Regions from separate parts of the Mus musculus genome. Here region 2 is linked to region 1. Evidence: chromatin loops called from intact Hi-C (ENCODE). Cell type or tissue: left cerebral cortex. All regions are shown on one strand. Links, peaks and the distances in the headings refer to the core of each region. The heading gives the core; the rest is flanking DNA. Region 1 overlaps Rps15a (ribosomal protein S15A). Region 2 overlaps Xylt1 (xylosyltransferase 1).

Region 1 (16,213 bases), core at 5,005-13,004:
TTGTTCCAGTGAGAACACATCCCAGGTGTGCTTTTAAAGTGGAAGAATATCTGTCCTGTTTTGGTTCCCCTGGTTTTAGGAAGCCTTAGTTCATGTCTTTGGCCAGTTAGCCTGTAAGAGGGTGAGCGAACTGGTTTGGTTAGAGCAGCTTGTGGCAATCCTCACAGAACTTCCCTGACCCCATGCAGGATAATGCCTACTGCCCTTAAGAGAAGGCTTTCACTTGTGGTGGTGAAGTAAGTCTGTACAGTTCCTGGCCTTCATCTCCTACTCTTTCGAGGGTTGTGCTGGTTCCTCTGGAGAGAGTTCCACAGTTGGAATGAAAGGTTCGGTTATAGTTCATGACTTGAGCAGACAGGATATTGGAGCAGTGAAAGCATAGGGTCAAAATGAGTGCTTTAGGGAAGTACAGTCTGGATCTGTTCAAAAGCCTTTGCGAATTCTATATGGTTGTCCTGTATAGGAACCCTGGGTCCTTGGAGGAGGGGGCAGTAATCTGAGGTACACAGGGCTATTGAGTATAAGCAGTGGGAGCCCTTTCTGTGTCTATGTCTCTATGTCCTACTTGATTCTGTGACTGAAGTCAGTGATTAAAGTGGAGCTCTTTCTCTGAAGGATAGTCTCTGTATCAGAGATGGGCAAGTTGTAAAATCATTGCTGTCTAGCTGCTGCCACCCTCCCTTGGGTAGGTTGTGCTGGGCACTTGTTATTTAGATTACTTAGATGTACTGTATTGCAGCTTTTAGTTTATAGGTTTATTGATGGGCAATACAACTTAAAGCTGTAGGGCTACTGAACTGTAGCCCCCTTAAATTGTAGAAATGAAATATTGGCAGTAATTTCACTTAGTCTCCGTGCTGTGAGGTGAGATGTCCCCGTCCCCGTCCCCGTCCCCCCCCCCCCCGGGCTAGTTTTCCAGGCACAACTATGTGACTGTAAGTCATTTGGCCATACTTGTTTGACATGGCTCTTGTAGGCAAGAGTGTAGATGTACAGCCTTGCTTGAGTATAGATGTACATACATGTTGTGAGGGTGGTGTATGTATATAGTTGCTGGGGCAGGATCATCCTATGTAGCACAAGCTGTACTAGAACTCAGTCTTCTTGTTTCAGCCTCTTGAGTACCAGGTGGTTGTTTTTTTGTTTTTGTTTTTTCGAGACAGGGTTTCTCTGTAGCCCTGGCTGTCCTGGAACTCACTCTGTAGACCAGGCTGGTCTCAAACTCAGAAATCCACCTGCCTCTGCCACCCAAGTGCTGGGATTAAAGGCATGAGCCTTCATGCCTGGCCGACAGGTGCATTCTCAATACCTACCTAGCCATAGGGAAAGTGATTGTGCCACCATGCCCACTGAGTACCAGGTTTCTAGGCAAATGCTGCCACACCCTGTTTAGTGTATTGAATGCCATTTATAGAAAATTTTTTATACAGAGTAGATGCCTGTTAAATATGGATTGTTTGTTTTGAATCAGTTGTGTTCAGCGGGTAAGAAAGGCTTCTTTGGTAAAAATGTAAAGAATTTAATCTTTGGTTCCATTTACAGTGTGGCGTTATAAGCCCTAGATTTGATGTTCAACTCAAAGACCTAGAGAAATGGCAGAACAACCTGCTCCCTTCACGTCAGTTTGGGTGAGTTGGCTTTCATATACAATTAAAAGTCAGTGCTTTGAAAAGTTGGGATATAGCTGGGCTTGAACTGAGGTTTGTTTTTTGTAGTGGTCTTTTCCTAACAAGTTTGGCTTAAAGTACTTTAGTTGTTTCATCCATGTGGGTCTAGGGATGAACTTCGGATCTTCAGGTGTGGCAGCAAGCACATTTACCTCTAAGCCATTTATTTCACTGGCTTGGTACCTTTTGTTTATTTAAGGTAACTTTTTGCTGATCTGGAACTCAAAGATTGCCTGTTTCTTCCTCCAAAGTGTTGGGAATTTAAAGGCCTGTGCCACCATGCCTCATTTTCTTTTAAAAGCTTTATATATTATATATACAGTGTTCTGCAGGCCAGAAGAGAGTACCAGATCTCATTATAGATGGTTGTGAAGCCACCATGTGGTTGCTGGGAAGGAACTCAGGAGTTCTCTGCACTTATTAACCTATGAGCCATCTCTCTAGCCCCCTAATTTTTGTCTTTTAAGCTTAGTTGTTCCCAGTGTTATTGGCAGTCAGGGCAGTGTATAGCTGGAATCTATCTTTGGTTCCAGCATTCATTCCTTCACACTGCCCTCTTGTCAGTCACCCACTTGCCTAGGCAGTAACAGTCCCTGTGTGCCTTCCCAGGAGGGCAAACTGAGCATTGTTAAGGGTGGTGGTGAGCAGAGTGAAGCATGGTTGGAATAGTTACTCACCAGCGTGTTTGTTTCCTTCATAGCTTCATTGTGCTGACAACCTCGGCTGGCATTATGGACCATGAAGAGGCAAGACGAAAACATACAGGAGGGAAAATCCTGGGATTCTTTTTTTAAACGTAAAGCATAAATAAAAAGCCTTTGTGGACTGTGCTCAGGGTCAGTCCTTTTGAATCTCTGCAGCAGAGTAGCTGGCTGTGCTGACTGGTGACACTTCTGGTGATGCTCAGCTGTGAGGTTTTATGTAGATATTGAAAGCATGACCATTGTCTTCACTTCACCTCCAGCTTGGGTTGTATGCCAGTAACATCAGCATAAGGTGGTTAATGACAGGATGGTCCCTTGAGTGTGCAGTGAGTCTGGTTTATTTGCCAATGAGAAGCACAGGCCTCCTGTATGGGTCTTTGCCTACAGCCCCCTTTCATCACCCAGACTTGGTAGACTTACATTCTGTCACACTGTTGGCTCTTAATCTCAGCCCTGAAAAATGCCATTTCTTGGGTATCAAGGCTAGTCTAGATTCAGAAACCATATAAAGGTTGACAGCTGGTTTAAAAAAAAAAAGGCTTGGAGCTTGAGTTGGGTTCGCAGGTTATTCCAGGGTATCTGTCTGCACTTTGTCTCCCAGATTTAAAGGTAAGTGCCACCATGCCTAGCATGGTGACTTATTAGCTTTGTTGCTGTGGAACATACATCAAATGAAACATTGGTATGGCTCTGGTTTCACTGTCCATGGTTAGTATCTGGTGGGTGGACACCTGGTGGAACCAAGCTGCTCATCCCAGAACTAAGGAGCCATTCCCCAGAGACTTGTCTTCCTACTAAGTTCCATCCCTACAGCTTCTAGTAGTAGCTTCAGAGGTTGTGAATTGTGGACTTAGTCTGCCATAACATTTAAAATAGGTATTAAATTCAAGTCATTTGGTCACTCAGCACCCACGTGGCTCTTCAGAACAACAGAAGCCCCTCGGACTTGTCTGTTGGAAAAACCAGTTTGAAATAATGTACCTGCTTTAGTTGAGAAAACGCTACAACTGGTGCTGTGTCCTGCCATGCTGATGAGCTCTGCTCTGCGACCTGCCGAACTTGGGGGATCTCTACCCCCAGACTTTGCTCAGATCTGTTGATGATTTGTCCATGCAGGAAAGTTTACAAGGTCTCTGTGTGTCTACTACTTACTAGTTGCTGTGACAAAAATACTGAAAGTGTTTACTGTGTGTGAGGCACAAAGTTTGTGGGAAGCTGTACCCTCCCTCATTTTGGTGCTGCTCCTGCCTTGACTGACAGGATGAGCTGCCCCAACCATCGTTGCCATCTTCCATAAGAAGCAGGTGGCTCTATTGAGTTCCCTGGAGGTGATCCCAAGGGAAGGAGGAGCCTGGGAAAGTGGATCTCAAGTCCCCTAGTCTGGCAGTTGGCTGTTTAGGAAAGTCCAGTGTCAGTGTTTGATATGTTGTAAGGAAACAAATTCAGTTTTATTTAGCTTATTGGCTCTGGGGAAATGGCAGTTCCCATTAATTGGTGCTGTCTTTCTCTTTGAGGATCAAAATTAGCTTCCTGTTCAGTTGTTAAGCATATTTCATAGTCAAATAATCCTCTTATCTTTACAAGTGAGGTTTTCCTTCGAGTGGATATCAGAGTCCCTCCCACGGCTTCTATCCCTCCTATCCTTGTGTAGGAAGTTAAGCTTGCTCATTTGTAGATTAGTGGTCGGTTACACTGCAATTTAGAGTATCATGTGTACTCTACACATGATTGATTCTAAGCCCCCTTCCCTTTCCATGTCCTTCAAAAATTTTTTTATTCTGAGACAGTGTTAGGATTTTTCCTGGGCTAGCCAAATGCAAGAAGTGTTGGTCCCAGACTTGTAATCTTTCTGCCTTAGCCTCCCAAATTCTAGGATTATAGATTTATGTCATGTGATGAGTGGTCTTTTAAAGATTATCTTTTATTTTTTTTGAGATGGGGTTTTTCTGTGTAGTTTTGGCTTTCTTGGGACTTGCTCTGTAGACCCAGGATGGTCTTTACTCAGATCTGCTTGCCTCTGCCTCCCAACTGCTAGGATTAAAGCATGAGCCTGAGCCTTCATGCCTGGCTGACAGGTGAATTCTCAATACCTACCTAGCCATAGGGAAAGTGATTGTGTCCCCTTCCTCATAGAGGGGCATAGTCACCCAGGCCATACCTTTAGCTTGGGCTTTTGGTCAGTGAAGAAGTATGAAGGGACAAGAACACTATCAAGAGCCTAATGTGCTCTGGCCTGGATGGTCAGCACAAAATGAATAGACTTACCAAATTCTGCTGTCTCCTTGGTAGATGTGAAGTTGTTGGAAGAGTCCTAAATTTAGCAGACTATACTGTCAGCCTATCAGACTATAGGCTGCCGGAGGGCAAGTCTGCTACCTATTTCCATCTCATGCCTGCATTGTTCATCCCCCTATGTAACCCACCTACCTGTCACTCATTCCTCCATCCAAAAACTATTGTAGGTTCAGTGGAAATTTCAAGCTTGCCTGTCTCAGCATCTTTCTTACCTTACCCCTAAGGATGGCATCTCTCTTGGCTACATCTTTGGTTTATCTGGAGATCCTTGATTAATTTGAACAAGAGCTACCTTGGGTTATGCAGTTTATGCCTCCAGTGTCCCAGAGACCGGCATTTGAGAGATCCCTGATAGCAAACCCATAGGGTGGCCTTTTTTTCATCCACCCCATTCTCCCTCCCACCTCCCTCTTTTGACCTTGAGTCCTCACCAGAGAGAAACCAGGCCCACTTAATTAGTTCTACATGTGTACACTACATGGGTGCAGTGCCCAAGCAGGAGAGGTGTTAGATTCCCTTTTAACTATAGTTAATAGACAGTTTTTAAGCCCCAGTGGATGCTGGGAAGCAAACCTACATCCTCTAGAAGAGCAGCTATTTCTCTGAGCCATTTCTCCAGCACCATTTTCCCCTCTTTTAAAAGCAGGTCTTGCAGTGTGGCCTAGTCTGGCCCCCTGAGGTGTTTGCATTGCATGGCAGGCATGTCCACAGGAACACCATAGTTCTCACCACTCGTACAGCACAGCAAGTGGGGTGCCGCAGGGGATTATCACTTGAGTATAAAATAAGGGTTGCTTTAGATTGAATAGGATAACCACGCGTTCTCAGAACAATCAAGGAAGGCTGGGGTGAGCCAGCACCGACCTTAATTGTTTACTTAGTAAACTACTAAATGTATGCACGTGTAAGCTTTTGCCTTGATTGAGGTCAAGCTGTCGAGAAATGGTTCTCTTTACAGTGGATCCAGTCAGGATTGGCAGCAAGCACCTTTGCCTGCTGAGCCTACATGTTGTATAGAATGGCAACGTTGTGTAGAATGGCAGTACATTAAATGGGTTTTTCATTTACGAAGTGTGCTGGCTGGTTTTGTGTCAACTTGACACAAGCTGGAGTTCAGTTGAGGAAATGCCTCCATGAGATTCAGCAGTTTTCTCAGTGATGGGGGGATGGGGGCTAGCCCCTTGTGGGTGGTGCCATCTCTGGGCTGGTAATTCTGGGTTCTGTAAGCAAGCTGAACAAGCCAGGGGAAGCAAGCCAGTAACATTCCTCCATGGCCTCTGCATCAGCTCCTGCTTCCTGACCTGCTTGAGTTCCAGCCCTGACTTCCTTGGGGATGAACAGCAGTGTGGAAGTGTTAACTGAATAAACCCTTTCCTCCCCAACTTGCTTCGTGGTCATGTTTTGTGTAGGAATAGAAACTCTGACTTAAGACATAATGGTTTTGAGATTATGGTTTTATTTATGACTATGGTGAGCCCTACTGAAGAAGCCTCAGCATTCAGATCTATCGTATCCTGCCAGTTGCTTGAAGCATGAATTTGAGTGTCCCTTCTAAATAGGTTTTCATTTCTGTGAAATGGGTACAAAGAGGCTATGTTCTAGTACTGTGGTCAGGCTTGGGATAAACTGTAAAATGAAAGTGGTGCTTGGCATAACACTATTTTACTTGTTTTTAATCCTGAGAGGGAGTCTGAATGCTTCTGGGAAGAAGATGTGGAGTCCGGACTGACCTGTCCTGACTATAGTATGTCTGCAGTCCTAATAACAGCCCCTGGGGGGTTCTTCACTCTTCTCAGCTTTTGTACTCAGAGTGATGGGGGCTAGTGAGGCTGCCATGTGGGAAATCTAATAACCAGGGGTATTGGGAAAATTGAGATCCTTTTCTGTAGATGATGAATGAGGGCAAAGAGAAGCAGTAAGTATTTGGGGCCTGAAGCAGAGAGATGAGGGGAAGGGAAGTTATAATGGAAGTCTTGAGTCAGCTGACAGGAATCATGAGTCAGCAGAAACCTGAGTGACCAGGAGTTGTGAGTCAGCAGAAAGTATAGATAGCAAAGATGATGAGTCACCATCATTCTTGGTGAATCAGGGCTGAACTGTTGTTACTGAAATTCCTTTTTGGGTTCTTGGTCTTATCAATGAGATAATTTAGGGGCTGGGACAATGGCTAGGTTGTTAAGAGCACTTGCTGCTCCTGAGTGGATTCAGGTTCGGTCCCCAGCACCTCCGTCGGGCTGCTCACACTAGCCTATGACTTGGGCTCCGGGGAGTCTGACACCCTCCTCTGGCCTTCAAGTGTGCTTGTACACGCCTGGGGGTGGGGTGGGGGGAGATGGAGTAATGAAATGAAATTTCTGATTTTTTAAGTCTTTGAAAGTAAAATACAATTATGTTGGCCTCTCTCCCTGTCCTTTTCATTCAACCTCTCCTATGTGCTCTCCTCTTACTCAATTTCTCGAATTTATGGCCTCTCTTTGTGCGAACATGTGTGTGTGAATAAAATAAAGCATTTTTTTTAAAACCTCTTGTCTGAATGGCTTCTGAATTGGTGACCTTTTGAATAAGCTTGCCTGGTTTCTACCTGATCACACTATGGTGTGGTGAGCAGCTGGACTTGCAACAAACAAAACATTGGTTTCTTGCTCCTTCAAGACTGCTGGGCACTGGCCATGTCACACCTCTGGGTCTGTCACCTTGCCTGACTGCTGCTTAAAGCCACTCAGCACACACACACTCCCAGCTGTGCACACAGTCGAAGGAGGCTGACCCTTGTACGCAGCAATTTTCATTTGGGACAGGTTGCTAGAAACCTTGATAATCTCAGAGTGTCACTGCCTGGGCTCTTCTAAGCTGTCCTGGCCTAGTATTCTCCAAGGTCAATTTCTTCAGCAATTTCTTTGTTCTGAAGGTTTCCTAATTAGCTTCTTACAGCTGTCTTTCTTGCTTAAGTAATAGTCTTAACTGTGGGTGTGTGGGGAAGCCTTGTGTATGGTTGAACCTTCTGGCATAGGCTATAGTTGCACAGTGTGAAGTCTGGAGAGAGGAGAGGGGAAGCCCTGGGTGTGTGATGAATGGGGATGCAAACTCGCACGTGGAGACTCATGGTGGCTCCCTCCTGTCTCCATGGATAACCAGATATGTACACTGCTCACTTACTCCAAGATCTGCATATCTGAACTAGCCCAATCCTTTCATCCTTTCAAAACTGATTTCAAAACCACGCCCAAGACAACTTCCACCTGGTGCCACATGGCATGGGCAAGGTATAGCACTTCTGAGACCATTCCTAAGAGGACCCCAGACACCCAGAGACTGGGCACCACTAGGATGACCAAGTGGTAGAGAGATGGAAGAGAAAGAAACAGAAGAATGTGCACAATGAAGAGAGGCAGAACTAGAGAATCAAGGAGCCTGATTTGAGTACCACCTAAGGCCGTAGTGAGGTCCTGGTCTTTAGGTCCTTTGTTACCACCAAAGGCTAGTCAGATGTCCCTGGTCTGGGCTGCTGCCCTGTCATTGTATGAGGATTGTGCAGAGCTGGCCCCATCCCTTGCCTCCCAGCCCTAGGAGAGCTAGCCATGAAGGTGGAGAGTAGGAGAGCTCACCCTATCCACCCCTAGCCGGCTGCAGGTCCTACACCTCACCTAGGAAGCACAGTAGAGCTGGCCCTGGTAGTGGGAGTTGTTGGTAAACTGGCCCCAAGGGTGTGAGCATGGCAGAGCTGGCCCTGCCACTTATCTGTTGTGTGGTGGCATAGGTGAGGGGAAACATGCTCCCTCCCCCACTCTTTACCACCTGTAGCAAGTGGCAGAGCCGCCCAAGGGCATGAGAGTGGGAGAACTGGCTCTGCCCTTAACAGTTGCAGTGCAGGAGAGCTTTCCCTGGTGCTGTGGGTGTGGGAGAGCTGGCAGGTGAGCAGCTCAGATACCATCCAGGCCCAGATCCAGGGCTTTGAGTTGGCACACCCCAATATCAACTCCATCTGTGGACTGCTGGAGAGCATGAAGGGGCAAGTCCTACACATCTAAAGCTACAGGATCTCCACGACACAGGGTGACAGTAGGGTGTCCAAGGGGAGTCCTAGTAAGTTTCCAGTATTGATAGTGTAGCAGAAGCCAGAGGCCTTGAACTAGACAAATGACTCATTGCAATGAACATTTGCAAGCAAAGGAGTATGGACAAAAGGGTGTACTGTGGGACATGCACACTGCAGCTTCCACACCAGGTTTTTTTTTTTTTTTGGTGGGAGGTTGCAAGGGTGAAGGACAGTACGAGAGAACAAGGAGATGGGTGGGGTTGGGTTGCATGTATGAAATTCATGAAGAATCAATAAAAAGTTAAATAAAATTAAAACCAGTTATCAATCCATCATGAGTCTTGTTAAATTCTCTCCAGGCTCCCATGAGTGCTTCAAGCATCCTCTCTGCAGTTTCATGGAGTTTCCACTAGGTGACAGCACAGGACCACAAGTATCTTGAAACAGTTTGCTGCCATTAACCTATGTCTGGACTGGAAACCTTGTTGAGATGAGGCAAATTATTCATGGCCACAGAAAGAAGGTTCAGAAGGAGGGAGGATGTGTATCGTTGGCATTGGCCTTCAGGTCAAGGAGAGTTTGTCGTAGCTACTTTTCTACTGCTGCGACAACATTCTAAGACCAAGAGAACTTAATTGTGCCAGGCGTGGTAGCACACGCCTTTAATCCCAGCACTTGGGAGGCAGAGGCAGGCGGATTTCTGAGTTCGAGGCCAGCCTGGTCTACAAAGTGAGTTCCAGGACAGCCAGAGCTATACATAGAAACCCTGTCTTGAAAAACAAACAAACAAACAAACGGAGAGAACTTAATTGTGACTTGCTTACAGTTTCAGATGGTGGGCTCATGACATCATGTCAGGGAACATGATAGCAGGTATGAATGAATGATGCTAGAGCAGGAGGAAGGGAGGGAGGGGGAGACTGAGTGTGAGGACGAACTGGGCTTTTGAAAACCCCAAGCCAGATCCTAGTGACATACCTCCTTCAACAAGGCTATACCTACTAATCTTTCCTAAACAGTTCCTCCAACTGGGGGTCAAACATTAAACATTCAACTATATGACCCTCTGGGGTCCATTCTCATTCAAACCACCACCACAAGATTGTTCTGAGGACTGGGGGGATAGGTTGTGCCCAACAACCCATTCACCCATCCATCTACCTACCTATTCACTACCCACCCATTCACCTACCTACCCACCCATTCTCACACATACACACACACACACACACACACACACACACAGAGAGAGAGAGAGAGAGAGAGAGAGAGAGAGAGAGAGAGAGAGAGAGAGAGAGAGAGAGAGCACATACTAATACATGTCATACCAGACACAGAGCATAGCTCATCTCCTTCCCTCCCGTCCTTTGGAGCATCTGGCTATATGGTACAACAATTGCAATTCTCCTTCTTCAGACTACCATTAGATTACCATAACTGGCATTATTGGTGTGTGCCAGCATATCCAGTTCCAACACTGCTTTTATTGAATGTACAGCTTTCTTTGGTTCATTTGTGTTTTTGAGACAAGGCCTCACCCTGTTGGTAAGACTGGCCTGGAACTTGTCACTCTCTTGCTTGTAGTCTCTGAGTGCTGGGATTGCAGGTGTGCCTGGGAGTCAGGGCTGCTTTCATCTCTGGCTCGGTGCTAATGACTGTTAGATCCGTCTGTGTTGTTCATTCTTTGCCTCCCAGTTTTAATATTACTTTCTCTTCTGCTGCACTTTTTAATATAAACCAGATAATCGTCTGGAGGCATTTTTGCCCCTTGTGATCTCAATAAAGTTTCCCCAAATGCTTCTTCCTGCCCACCCCACTCCCACTCCTAAGGGAGAACCAAGACGACTCCGACTTCTGCTAACTCCTAGCTTTCCTAGCTCTAGGGCTCTGCTTCCTTAGGGGGATGCTGTGACCTACAGCACTCAAAAGCTTTAGGTTTTTTTTTTTTTTTAATTTTAAAAAATGTGGTGGCAGGGTAAATAAATTAATATTTTATTAGCACTAACAACCAGGAAACAACCTGGGCCTGTATGAGCTTGGCTGGCTCTTGGAAGGTTCGGAAGAGGGACATAGGGACATCATTACGTTCCAGACCTGGGTTTCTCATTTCTCACCCGCCTAACTTCCTCCTCCGTCCCCAAGGGCTCATCCACTCAGCTGTGCATGGCTTTCTCCTGCTATGCAAGTGGAGGACTGAACATTTTTTGCACAGTTAGTAGTCCGCTGCCAGCTAGCCCACCCTGAGTGCTCACAGAAGGTCATTCAGCACATGGTCTGGGTCACACTGAGTTTGTGGTGTCCAGTTAGACACAGTCAGGTAGACAAGCACAGGGTACAGGTTTAAGGACTCACCAGCATGATGAGGTGTTCCATCTGTATGGAAGGCAGGGCTCTCTGACCTCCAGTGACCAGGAGCAGCTTGTTCTTCAGTGACAGGGTCCTAAGTGGGACCAGGAGGTGAGAAGATCAAAGAGAAGACAGGAAAGTTGAGGTTGGGAGGAAAGTCTCCCACAAAGTATGTCTCATGCCCAGCAAGTTCAGTAAGAGTTACAGCATCTTAACTATTTGCAGGGAAAGAAGCAAATGGACAGAGTTAGTGGAAAGCTATCACACAATGGGACGAAGTCAGCAGGAGGCTAGCCAAGTAGTGATACACAGAAGGGACAGAAGATAGCTCAGAGGCATCAGAGACTGAGCTCACTGCGGCTTCTCTCCCATTTACCCATATGTATATACATACATATCCACCCCATCCCATCCTACCCACCGCTCATCTACTCATCCCTCTCATCTATATACCCAGTTACCTGCCACCCATCCACTCATTCATTTGGGGGGAGGGTGGGAAAGCTGAGTTTCCGGGATTCAAAACTGTAACTCCTTTGAGATCCTGGTCTCAGATCCAGACCCACCATACAAAGTTTGTCCCTGGACAAGACACAGAGCTACTGTTCCCTTCGTCTTTTCATCAGGGACTCTGAGAAGGTCTGAGTCCGTCTGACTCACAGCACTCCAGGACCTGGCCATCCCCTTTTATAGCTGCTTTCTCCCATTGCTTGGTGAACTCCTAGGCCCTGCAGAGCCAAGAACTCAGGGAAATGTGTATGCCTTGCCATCCCCACGCCAACCCCCACAATCCTTCTTTCTGACAGGATTTGCCTATGTAGCCTAGGCTGGCCTCTTGCCTTGACTCCTGAGTGCTGAGATGATAGATGGGGCTACCTTGCAGGGCTGGCCACCCCTTTCTCTTAGATGCCGTCTGACGCGGGCCCTCGGAGGATAGTGCATTCGAATGACAGCACTCTCATATCTTTCCTTCTGAAGGAATCAGTCTAGAACCCTTTGGAAGGGGCCCTGAACCTGTTAGTGATCCCCTTTAAAAGGCAGAGGGGACTGGGATGATGACGTAACCCCTTCATCTGCCATGTAAAATTGAGATAGTTTGGGAATGTGTTATTTGACTTGGTGATGAGTGGGCCTCCGTGATAGAGGAAGATGGACAGCTCAGATCGGGGTAGAGGTTGGCAAGAGACCACACAATGAACTGGGTCACAGCTGAGACTTAACCAGGTGTATCTGAGCCACTGCCTGGGCTCCGAACAGGACTCATGCAGCCCCACATGCCTGCTCAAAGAGAAGGGAGGTGACAAAAAGGGTACATAGTGGGACAATGAGCTGGTGCTGGGCCCCAGTGTAAGACCTGGGGTAAGGAGGTCACAGAGATTACCCCTTCTCAGAGACACTGGCCCAAGTCTGTCCATTGCAGAGGTGTCCCTAGTTAGGAGCACTCAAGTAAGTTTGTAAAGGATCAGGTGTGTGTGTGTGTGTGTGTGTGTGTGTGTGTGTGTGTGTGTGTGTGTGCGTGTGTGTGCGTGTGAAGGGACGAGAGTCTGAGGACCACAGGAAGTGACTGGGGATTAAAAGCTTCTGTCACAACTCTTGTCCCCCTCTGAGATAGAGTTTATCTTTGTAGCCCAGGCTGGCCTTAGCTCACAATCCTTCAGTCTCAGACTCCTGAGTGCTGGGATTTTAGGCATACACTGGCCAGAATTATAGCCATTCATTGTACTTTCTGTCTTCTTAAATGAAGGATAAAGGTTCAGTTTTGGAGCCATGGGCTGTAGCAACAAGTCTCAACATGACTGATAATTAGAAATTTCGGCCCTGGACATTTGGCTCTGAGCAGAATACGAGAGCCATACCTAGCAGGCTGGGGCCCCGAATCCCAAGCCAACTTCGTACTGTGGGAATCAAGTGTGACTCACCATCAACGGGTGATCGGCCCTTCTTCCTCACTCACTAATGAAAATAGCTCAGCCCCTGTAAATAAACAGCTCACAATTTATGCAGTGGGAAGAAAGAAGTGTATGTGAGGAAAAGGAGGTGTCTTCATGGAAGGGGGATGTTAAGGTGTTCAGGCTGAGTTATGCAGAGGACTCGGGTCGGGACACTTCTCGTCTGGGTCTGCATCCTGTAGCTGTATACTTTCCCTGTCATTGTCATTGGGGCCATAACTGGAGAGTGAGCTTTAAGCTGTAGGTGGTCTGGAGGTGGAGGACATGTGTGTGTGTGTGTGTGTTGACCTTGGTTTGAGATATGCTGAATCTCAGGCTGAACAGCAAAGTGCCACCAACATTCCTACCTTCTTCCCCAGCAGCTCTGCTCCTCTCTGTCCCCTCGTCCCCTCTCTCCTTCCTCCTCACCCCTCCTTTTCTTTTGAGACAGGGTCTCTCGCTTAGGGTGGCTTTGAATTTATTATGTACCCAAGGATGACCTTGAACTCTTGATCCTCCCTCTGGCTCCACTTCCTGTGTTCTGGGATTACAGGAGTATAACACTGTGCCCTACTGAAAGCCGCCTTCTGCATCTGGAACTCCATGCATCCTGAAGTCTCTAGATCAGGAAAAGTCTGAAAGGATGCAAGCCTGGGCGGAGGCCACAGGGTCTACTTGCATCTGAGTATTAGAAGTTCTTAAATGTGGGAGGGCGTGGTTGCACATGCCTCTAATCTTAGTTCCCGGGGAGGGGGAGCTATAGCTGAGGCCAGCCTGACCACGTAGTGAGACTCTATCTAAAGGGCGGCAGAGAAAGCGGAAGGGAGGGAAGGAGTGGGGGATGGAGAGATGGCTCATTGGTTAAGTTTAGTTCCTGGAACCCAAACTATACTGGGTAGCTTGTTATTGCCTGTAACTCCAGATCAAGGGGAATTCAACACTTTCTTTTGGCATCTTCACACAGGAGCACATATGTGCACAGACACACAGAGATACACATGAATAAAGACAACAATAATTTTAAAAGAAAAGAAAAGCAGCTAGATAAAGGATGTGCCCCTCCCCTTGATCTTGTACCAAAGTGCTGCACCTGCTTTGACTCAGCTCCGTCCTCTCTCCACCTGTCCTGCCATTTTTAGCTGTCACTTAATGACCACCACAACTCCATAGCTGTCTTTTCTGCTTCCTTCCCTGATTCTCCATCAGAGAAGGTGCACACGTATCTCACTCAGTATACTTGAGTGACTTGAGGGCTTTGTTTCCTTGAAGACCAAGACAAAAAGCCCAACATGCCTAAAAGAGCCCGCCATCCTCTGGTCCCTGCCTGCTTCTCACCTCCACTTCCTCTGCTCATCCATTTCCTCCACCTTCTCCTCCGCCACATTCTCCATCTGGCCCACCGCTCCATCTCCCCCATCACCCCATCCGTTCCAGGCAAGCTATATGCTCAATCTCTTGCTCTGCTTTGCAGCTCATGCCCTCACTTCTCACCTCAGAGTGCGCACAAGTACTGCACAGAGTGATCTTTTTTGCCTCTTTCCAGCCAAACTCTTAGTCTTCCTCTAGGTCTCACTTTAAACTGAGCTTTCCCCCAGAAAGCACCACTTTTTGCCCAGAGGAGACAGATAAACCCGCCAGTATTTTCTAAAAGTGGCAATCACATCAATTCCCATCCCAAACATTCTTCTCACAGGGCGACCGACACATTTTCCACTGAAAGGCAGGACCTATGTTCTGCCTCCTTGAATCTATGAGCATAGCTTTCTTGCAGCTTCTATTCAGAGTTCCCCAGAAGACGTGCTGTGGACTGAGAAGGCTCTGTCTCCTCCAACTGCTTTGACTTCACAGCTGAAGCCCAAGCTCTTGGAAATAACCCTGTCATGCCCTCTACAGCCTGCCTGAATTTCTGACACAGAGAGTCCAAAACAAAACCAAAGGGCTGCTTTCTGCCAACAAAAGTTGGGGAGACTTGTTACTCAGGCAGTCACTGACCAGCACAGCCAGGAGCTGCTGCTTCATGGGTCTCCCCTAGCTAGCTCTTCCCCTGCCACGAAACGGAGGACACTGTGTCGTCTGGTAGCCTTATTTTATCTCCCCCTCTGGATTATAATTTATGCAAATTCTCTCATTCTGGTTCAGTTCCCCTAAGCTCGCCATGAGCATAGGGTCTTTATTTTCTTTCTTTTTAATTATTTTGGAGACAGAGCTTCTCTATGTTGCTCAGGCTGGAGTCTAATTCCTGAGTTCAAGCAATTCTCCTGCCTCAGGCTTTCAAGTACCTCAGACTACAGGTACCCACCACAGTGCCTGTGTTAATACTGGAATATTTCATAATACATTAGTTTTTAGGATCACTGTTTACATAAAATGTTAATCTTTTCTTTTTAAAAAGTGCCGAGCATGGCTGGGAGGTAGCCTAGTTTGTAGAGTGCTTTCCTAGCATGCACAAAGCCTACAATTGTACAGAGAGGCACACACGACACCTGTCGTCCTAGAACTTGGGAGGTGGAGGCAGGAGGAACAGAAATTCTAGATCATCTTTGGCTGGATGGCAAGTCTTAAAACATCCTGGACTACATGAGACCCTCATCTCAAAACAAAAACTAGTTATGACAGCAAAACAAAAGTCCCAACCAAATAACAATTTAAACCCAAAAATTAATTAAAAAGCAAAGAAGACATGCTTTAGCTGTAAATCCAATTCCTGAACTTCAATGTTAAGATAAATGGGACAATGTCTCACTGTGTACCTTAGCCTGGTCTGGAACTTATTATCTGGGATGGCCTTAAACTTGTGTTCATCCTACCAAGTACTGGAATTGAAGGCCTGTACCACCACATCTACTTGGAGTATCCTTAGGAAATTAAAAAGCTTCCTCACATGTCTACACACATGGTTGGTGTCATCCTAAACCCTGAAATGCGACATGCTGGGCATGGAATTGACAACTTACCTTCTTCATTCATCAGCGTGCTTCTGAGACTGGTCCTTGTAGACCCATGGAGAGCTAAGCTCTCTGGGCTTCTGTGTGGTGCCTCCTCATGCTAACTATTGTCTTTTGCTTTCCAGCTATGTCTGTCTTGATGGGTGCTTACACCGTGCCTGTGGTCTGCAATCCTTCACAGCACCTCTGGGAACATGCGGCTTTAGAAGTCCTCTTACTATGTAGTCCTCTTACTATGTAGGTAGCCCAGCTACACTGGGCTAGCTGTTCTCAACTTGGCTGCACATAGAAT
Region 2 (8,000 bases), core at 1-8,000, 620 kb after region 1:
GACTTACTTTCCATAGTAATGGTCCTATCTGATGTACCCACAATTCTCATTTACTATCCTCCAGCATGTATGCTTGGGAGGTCAGGATGTGACTGCTCTGTCACCAGCTCTGAAAAGATTGTCCTGGGCTCTCAATATATACTCATTGCACAAAGAATATGATAATAATATAGCCATACAGCATAGCACCGATGACTGCAACCATGAAATCCAAATTGCGAAAGGACCCACAAGTCCCCAAAGGAGAATTTGTAAAAATAGAAAACAAGAACAAACCCTGCTTGCAGCCAACCCAAACCACCTTCAGAAAACACCCTGTGAGCAACACTTGGAGGTTGGTAGGACCTACAGTGGCCTGTTGTCCTAAGCTGGTGCCCTATACACAGGGTTCTTTCACCAAATCCAGGGATTGATGCCAGGGAGGTCTGAACACGTCATGGTGTTGCGGCCCAAAGCCACAGACTATTTCTGATGGTGTCAGGGGAGCACACACCCTCCTGAGATCGCCTGCCAAACAGATCTGAAACCTCAGTCAACGTCATCCCTGCGGTCTTCAGGGATGCAGGTTGGCATGCTGTTTGGCATTTAATCTGATGCCTTCTGTAGAACAGACAGCTGGACTGAAGGGTCCCACTTCCCCCAAGGAAAAGATGGAGCCCTTTACCTCCTTATAAAGACATATGACCCATGTCTTGCTATTTTTTAAATATAAAAAACAACAGAAGCACTTTGTTTGGCAAATCAGTGCAGAGAAGGGGGACACTTGGTGCATGTTGTATTCAGACTAAGTTTACATGAGGTTATTTCGAAATAACTAGCAGAACCAAGGCTTTACCCTATGCCATCAGCACAGAACCATTGGGGTCATAGGTCATGGGCTTTAGTCTTTGGACGCATTCCTTGTTTTGACAGGCAGTTCTCAGCTAGGGATGATTTGTTCTCCCAGGAACCTGTGGCTAAAGACATTGTTGTCTGTCATACTGCAAGCTGCAGCTCTGGCTGATGGTGGGTAACCAGGGATGCTGCTGAGTGTCCTTGCAGTGCAGAGGGCAGTGAAGAATGAGCAGCCATGGACAAGTACAGAGGGGGGATTAGGGCAGACTTAGAGCCCAAGTGCACAGTACAGCTATTGTCAGAAGAGCAGAAAAGAGGCGTCAAGGTTAGATCACTTGGTAGAGTGCTTACCTAGTATGCACAATATTCTACGCTCTATCTTTACTACTGGCTAAACTCTGGAATGATGGGCCACACCTGCAACCCAGCACTCAGAGGTGAAGGAGGTAGGATTAGAAACTCAAGGTCATCTTTGGCTACCTATTGAGTTTTAAATAAGTAAAACAGACATGGTCCAGCCTCCACCTGAGTTGCCGAGCTGGGTCTCAGTAGTAGCCCTCTAATGAAACTGAGGAGTAGTCGTGACCTGATCCATCGTCTGGCTAAGTCTGGACACATCCTGCCAGGTGAGGTGACAGAGGGTAGTGGGAAGGCCAGAGGAGACTGTGATGAACAGGTATGCAAAGGGGATATGTGGAGGCTCATTGTGGCTTATGTACCACCATCACCTCCCCTCCATATATCCTAAGGACAGACAGAACCCACATACAGTCAAAGCCTGGAGAATCTCTTTGAACAAAGGCCATGAAATGAGAAGGTGCCTCCTGGGCCATCACTGGTACCTGATGGTATTTGGAGCAGTACCTGCATACTGCTAGCACGTGTCTCATAAACCTTTACAGAGTTTGAAGTTTCTTCCAGCATCAAACAGGCTCCAGAATGACCTTCAGCCCCACCCATCTTGCTTCTAACAGCAAAACAAGAACCACTATGCCTCTCAGAAAACAGATTTGGCGTTGAGATTAAGAAAATACTACTTTTTAGAATGATAGAAGCCACAGGAAGAGCTGCAATGTACTGGAGAAATGGCTGGGACCCTCCAAGAGCTCTCAAAGGCACAGAGAGACAGAAGTGGTGGCACTTGTGTGAAATCAGATTTGCGTATCAGGGCAGTTAACGGTTCCTGGGGTGTAACAGAACAGGAAAAGGATGGTTTTTCACTCTCCTTGCTAGAAGAAATGATCTCCTTCTGGTGTGTCTGACTGTCTGGTAAGGACCCAAAGGAAGAATATGAAGGCTCAAACCTTACCCAGACTCTTGTTCCCTTCTGGAAAAGAAGCACTGGAGTTATAGCTGATGGAAGGGCATGAGATGGGGGGCTGGACCCAGAACTTGAGTCCTCAGTTTGAGTCATCAGATATTAACTCAGAACAAATGTTTATCCTGTTTGTTGCTTGGCTCTGTTTTAGGGGGAAATAGTCACAAGATGGCAGCCACTATCCCTACCAAAACATGGCACACCAAAACTCTTTCCTGGGAGCCCCACCTGCCCCTCTCTTACCTTTGGGGAGCCTCTTCCCACTTAAAGACCCCTTCTTCTATCAAAACACATCACATGATGACAGCAACTCAGCTTGAGAGCCCCCTAGCAGCACTGTCTCACTAAAAGTGGATCCCCTTTTGCCCACCAAAAGTGACACTAGTATCCCACAGTATAATAAGGGACCACAGGAGAATTTACAATGAGATTCTATAAAGAAAACTGGCAAGGAGGATGCTCCAAGGCAGGCTAGGACTGCCAGCAGATGTCACCACCTTGGTGCTGTAGAGGAAGGACAGAGGAGGTGTGGCTGTGTAATGGGTGTCCATGGGTGACAGAGCTTCACAAGGACACAGCCAAGCATGGAAAATTACCACACTGCATTGCCTGCCGACCTCCTGCCCTGCCTCTCTTAGCCAGGGCAATGACAAAGCCCTTACTGATGACAAGCACCAAGGGGGAGGTGGCAGGGTGAGCAGTGGGCCTAGTGAGGGTGGGAAAGAGTCACCTAGCACAGGTCATCTCTCCGATGTCCAACATGGAGACAGTCAAAGACAGATGAAGATACCAGAGTGGTACTATCAACCTTCTACCTGAGCCTACCCTCTGGTTTCAAGGACTCCTGTTTCTCATCTGACTGTCTATGGCAGAGGAGCCAACTAGATGTACCGCTGGGTTACCAGGAGAGTTGCCTAGCTACCCCCGGTCCTAGTTTTCACCCACAGTGTAAATTATAACAAAGACTGACTGGGAGGGAAACTGGGTTTGAGGCTGCTCTGCCACTGGGAAGCTCGTATATTTTAGGCCAGGCTTCAGACTCCCAATGTACTCACACTCTTGTCCTACAAAAGACAGAGTAACAACCCCTTTCCCAAAGAACTACGGGTGTGATTAGAAAGGCTATGCATACACAGTGCTTAGCAAAGCCCTAGGTGTGTATAAAACCTGCAGTGACCAACGACAGTGAGTGGTCTTATCCAGGCCCTGTCTGGCCCATCTAGAAACATTTATCTTCCAGCTTCAACATTGTCACACTGGAACATTCTCTTAAGATCCCCAGTTTGTATGGCTTTACCTAAAAACCCCAATGAAGCTGACAGTCCACGCCTCACAGACCTTGGCACATGTGACACCTATACTTCTCCTGTCAACACAAGTATATTTAATGGGTATTGTTGTTATGGTAAGTACAACCAAAATTTGCTCCAGAAACTTATATTTTGCCAGTTTGGTTCCCATCTTATGGTGCTATTTGGGGGAGGGGGGCACGTAGAGTTTTCAGGAGAAGAGGCCTAGCTGGTCTAAGTAGGTTACTAGAAACAGACATTTGAACTGCTGCTGGCTCTGGATTCTGCCTCTGCCATCTGGTCTACCTGGGTGTGATCAACCTTTGCTATTATATGATGTTCCTACTTCCAAGAGCCCCGCCTTTCCTTCCTTGTCTTGGTGGAGTGAGGCCTCTTAAACTATAAACCTAAAGGAGCTTTTCCTCTCTCAAGTTGCTTCTGTTAGGGACGTAGGTCATAGTCATTGAAAAGTGACAACTGCTACTGTCAAGAAGAACAATGACTCCATGTATTCTCAGTTAAGTGATCAACTCAGGCCACCAAGGCTTGAGCTTGGAGAAGTGAAGATGGGTAGTGTCGACATCATCTATTTCCTGTGACTGTGCAGATGCATGTGGCTGGGCTTTGGAGAGAACTGGCTTGGTTATTTGGGGAATGGTGCCTCACAGTGTCACTCTGAGTCGGAGGGAATAGAAAGGATCCCTGACTATGAGACCACAGCTCTTCCTTGGGTACAGTCTCTCATTCTCTACCTAGACAATGGTCCAGCCCCACCAATGCTAATTTAAGACCTGCAATTCAGAGTCAGCAGAGCTGATGGCAGAAAAGGGATTGCTATCCCCCAGACTGGTCTGCCTTGCCCTCGAGAAGCCCTGCTCCCACAAGGAGGCAGAAGATGGAAAGCAATTTGGTTTCTGCCATCTCTCAACAGATGCTGGGCACCATAAGAATTAATGGGCTGGAGATGCAGGTAAGGGCCATTCAGAAGCTCCTCATTACTTCAAAAACCGCTCTCTATGGAGGAAAAGGTTAATCGAAGCCCAGAGCTGGAAGAGAGGCGAACAGACGGCAATTGCTTTAATCCCAGTGGTGGCAGGAAGGCTTCCAGAGAAAGAATTTTATACAAAAGAGGCTGTTCTCTGCCCCAGAAAGAGGAACTGAGCCTAGAAACCAGGGGACCTGCTCCAGTAGTCCAATAGCCTTGACCAAGCCCTCTTTGAATCCCAGCCAAGTAGCAGAACTTTTATTCTGTTTTTCTTTGATTTAGCCATGCTACGGATAGACCTGCTAGGCAAATGTGTTACATGCCCAATTGTAATTTCTTAAAAACAAAAATAAAAACCCTGAATAGTCTCTATATTAGTGAGCCATAAATCCTGTAGGAAATTATCTCTCCTGGTGAGTTTTCCTCCCCAGTCATAATTATCCGACAAGATGTGACCTTTGTGTACACGGAACACATAGTTATAAATATTGGGGGGTAGTTTATTGTATTTATAGTCAAGGTCAATGTCGATGCAGAGGGGATGAATGTGGCATGGCTAACACCTGCAGGCTGGCTGAAATCTTACATTAACTGAAGTTAGTGACCTTTGAGCATAAACAATAATACCAAGGAAGCCAACAATGCAGGGCTGAAGGATCGTTGTGAAGCAAGCTAGCACACAAGTGTACACTGAGCTTTGTCAGCCTTGACACTATTGATATCTGAGACTGGATAATACTTGAAAGGAGGGAGACTGTCCCATGCATTATAGAATGGCCAATGGATCTCTGCTCTCTACCCACAAGATGCCAATAGTTCCTCTGTCTCTGAGTTTTGACAGCAAACATTATCTCTAGTCATAGCATAGCCAAATGTTCTTGGCCAGCCAACATCACCCTAGGTGAGTGAGAACTATTGGTTTATAATGAAGTTCAAGTTCATTTCAGCAGCAGTCCATAACTTAGCTAATGGCAACCATTGTCCAGACTCCCAATATTAGTCTCCACATGAGCACCACACACCTAGGCTCCAAGCTTCCTCCCACAGGACAGTTATGTGACCAGTGACTGGATGGCTGTGAATTTATGTCCCTTCTCTTTCCCCCTCATTTCCTTGATTCTAGTTTGATAAGGTAATTCCTTATCCATCTTGACATTATGATGACACAAAGCACGGAAGGAGTTTGAAGCAGCCCGAATAGTTTAATTGATCCTAAGGAAAAGTGGCATTATTATTATAGGCACCCAGACGGAATAAGCAAAAGTTTTGGAATGCGAGCCCTGTCATCTCTTAGCAAGGTTAACTCTCATCTCTTAGCATCTCTTAGCAAGCTAACTGTATCAGCTTCCATCTCAAAACATACCTCCTGTCAAGTGTAATTAGCCCAGTGCTGGGAGGCTGAGGTTGATGCCCAAGGATCCAAATTTCAAAGCCAACCTGGGCTATAGAGTGAGGCTCTGTCCAGTGTATCAAACAGTAAAAAAACCAAAGCAAACCTCTCACCCCCTGAGAGAGAGTTTGCGAACCAAACCCTTCCTATTCTCTTCTAAGCATACGTGGCTCGTTCCATCCACTCTGGCGACTCATATTAAGGTCACGATCACATGCCTGCCTGTTTCTCATCTGATTCTTCCAACATGACTCCAGGCAGAAGCCTTCTGCCTCTCTTGCTGTCACATCCTTGATGTCTCGCACAAGGCCTGGCTTCTGCATGGCCTCACAGCTATTTATTGAATAAGCCAAGATGAATGGATTACACAGTGTAATTTTAAAGCTTTCATCCCCTTCCATATTCCCTGGCTTTGTTTGTAATCCTCCTGGCCCTAGTAACATCTTTAAATAATGTGACTGTCACTCCCTCCCTCCCTGCCTCCACTTAGCTGATCAAAGGAATTCAAGTACCTGGTTAGATTTGAAAACTGAGCCGTCAGAAAGGTTCCCCCCTGTAGCCCTTGATCTCCAGGCCCTGGGAGATCTCCATGTAAATGAACTTCTGTTCCCAACCTCAGAAATACCCAGATTGACAGATCTTTACTCTACAAAAGAGCTCCTTCAGGACAGCTCCCCAGGTGTCTCTGCATCTGAGGCAGAGCCATTTGCTAATCAGCAGAGGTGCTGTGGGGAGTAGGAGTCACTGAGTAGTGAAGGTGAAATTAAATGACAAGAGGCCTTGGCAATTGGAGTGGGTTCAGAAATGATAGTCCCCCTTGAGGATCAATGAAAAAGAATCAAATACACATTCAGATTTATCACAATATTATTGATGCTCAAGGAGACAGTCTATTTTTTGTTGTTCTGAAATGAATTTTTTTTCGATTGACTCTATAGTCTATGGTATTTACCCACAGGCCTTACTGCAGTCTGTATGACAAAAAGATAAAACCTCCTCTCAAGCAAAGCGGACCCTCTATCTGTCTACTCATATACCCACCACCCATGCATCTATTTGTCTTTAGGCATCTATGCGTCTATCAGTCTAGATCCATCCAGTGTCTGTCCACCCTCACCTCTACCTACATATCTGAGTACAGCTGGAGATATTAGTGCAAAGCATTCCCTCTGTTTATCCAGCCACCTATGCATATATCTTCTGTCTACCTATGCATCTGTTATCCATTCATCCATCTGTCAATATCTGTCTGTCTGTCTGTCTGTCTGTCTGTCTGTCTATCTATCTATCTATCTATCTATCTATCTATCTATCTATCTATCTATCTATCTAGTAATTTGAAGAATAAGGGCATTCATAGGCTCCTATGTTTGAATACTTAGTCCTCAGTAGGTGGAACTGTTTAGGAACAATTAGGATGTGTGGCCTTGTTGGAAGAACTGTATCACTGGGGACAGGCTTTAAGGTTTCAAATGCCTACACCATTCCCAGAGTGACCAGTCCCTCCTGCTTATAAATCAAGAAGTAAGCTCTCAGCTAATGCTCTAGCATCATGTCTGCCTGCCTGCTGCGATGCTCTAATCCATGATGGTTATGGACTCACTCTCTAAAACTGTAAGCTCCAAATAAACTCTCTCTTCTATTACAGGAATTCTTAACTTGTGGGGCACAACCCCTTTGTGGGATTGCATATCAGGTATCCTGCATGTCAGATATTTACATTACAATTCATAACAGTAGCAGAAGTATAGTTATGAAGTAGCAACAAAATAATGTTATGGTTGGGGGTCACTAAAACATGAGGAACTGCACTAAAGGGTCTCAGCATTAGGAAGGTTGACATCCACTGTCCTGTAGTTGCCTTAGTCACTGTATTCACAGCATAGCATAATAATTAAGACACTATCTTCTGCTATCTATCATTAATGTCTGGCTGCCGCCTATCTATCCATTCACCTAGTTTTATATATATATATATATATATATATATATATATATCTCCACAGATGGAAGTTTACAAGTACCAGAACTGGTATGCCTGGCCTTGTCTACGCATTGGCAAAGCTTTCTACTGATGACACCATTTTTACTCTTTAGCCTAATGAAACGAGGCTGCAACCAAGATTCTTATGTCATATGACCCTGAGCCTGGCACCCACCAGGGCTATGTCCTTTCTATATGAC

What was found. Peaks named below come from ENCODE experiments on the same cell type or tissue, not always from the same donor. Only the 100,000 strongest peaks of a DNase experiment are listed, where the experiment ranks them.
Region 2: a loop joins it to region 1, with 2.7 times the contacts of the local background. A loop is called at or near these places in 2 of 42 quality-filtered maps.

Annotation. Positions count from the first base shown.
Region 1 is chr7:118,095,348-118,111,560 of GRCm38, reverse strand. Rps15a (ribosomal protein S15A) reads left to right here. Exons shown (of 5, transcript NM_170669.2): 4 at 1,543-1,628; 5 at 2,368-7,187. The coding sequence ends at 2,461. Among named protein-coding and RNA genes, the nearest start is that of Rps15a, 13 kb to the left of the region's middle. In left cerebral cortex, for the core only: a CTCF peak has its summit at 9,108 (motif pointing right); DNase peaks (open chromatin) are centred at 7,808, 8,329, 8,590, 9,110 and 1 more place.
Region 2 is chr7:117,477,646-117,485,645 of GRCm38, reverse strand. All of the region lies in intron 2 of Xylt1 (xylosyltransferase 1), which reads right to left. Among named protein-coding and RNA genes, the nearest start is that of Xylt1, 100 kb to the right of the region's middle. In left cerebral cortex, for the core only: no CTCF peak of the experiment used is centred there; a DNase peak (open chromatin) is centred at 4,563.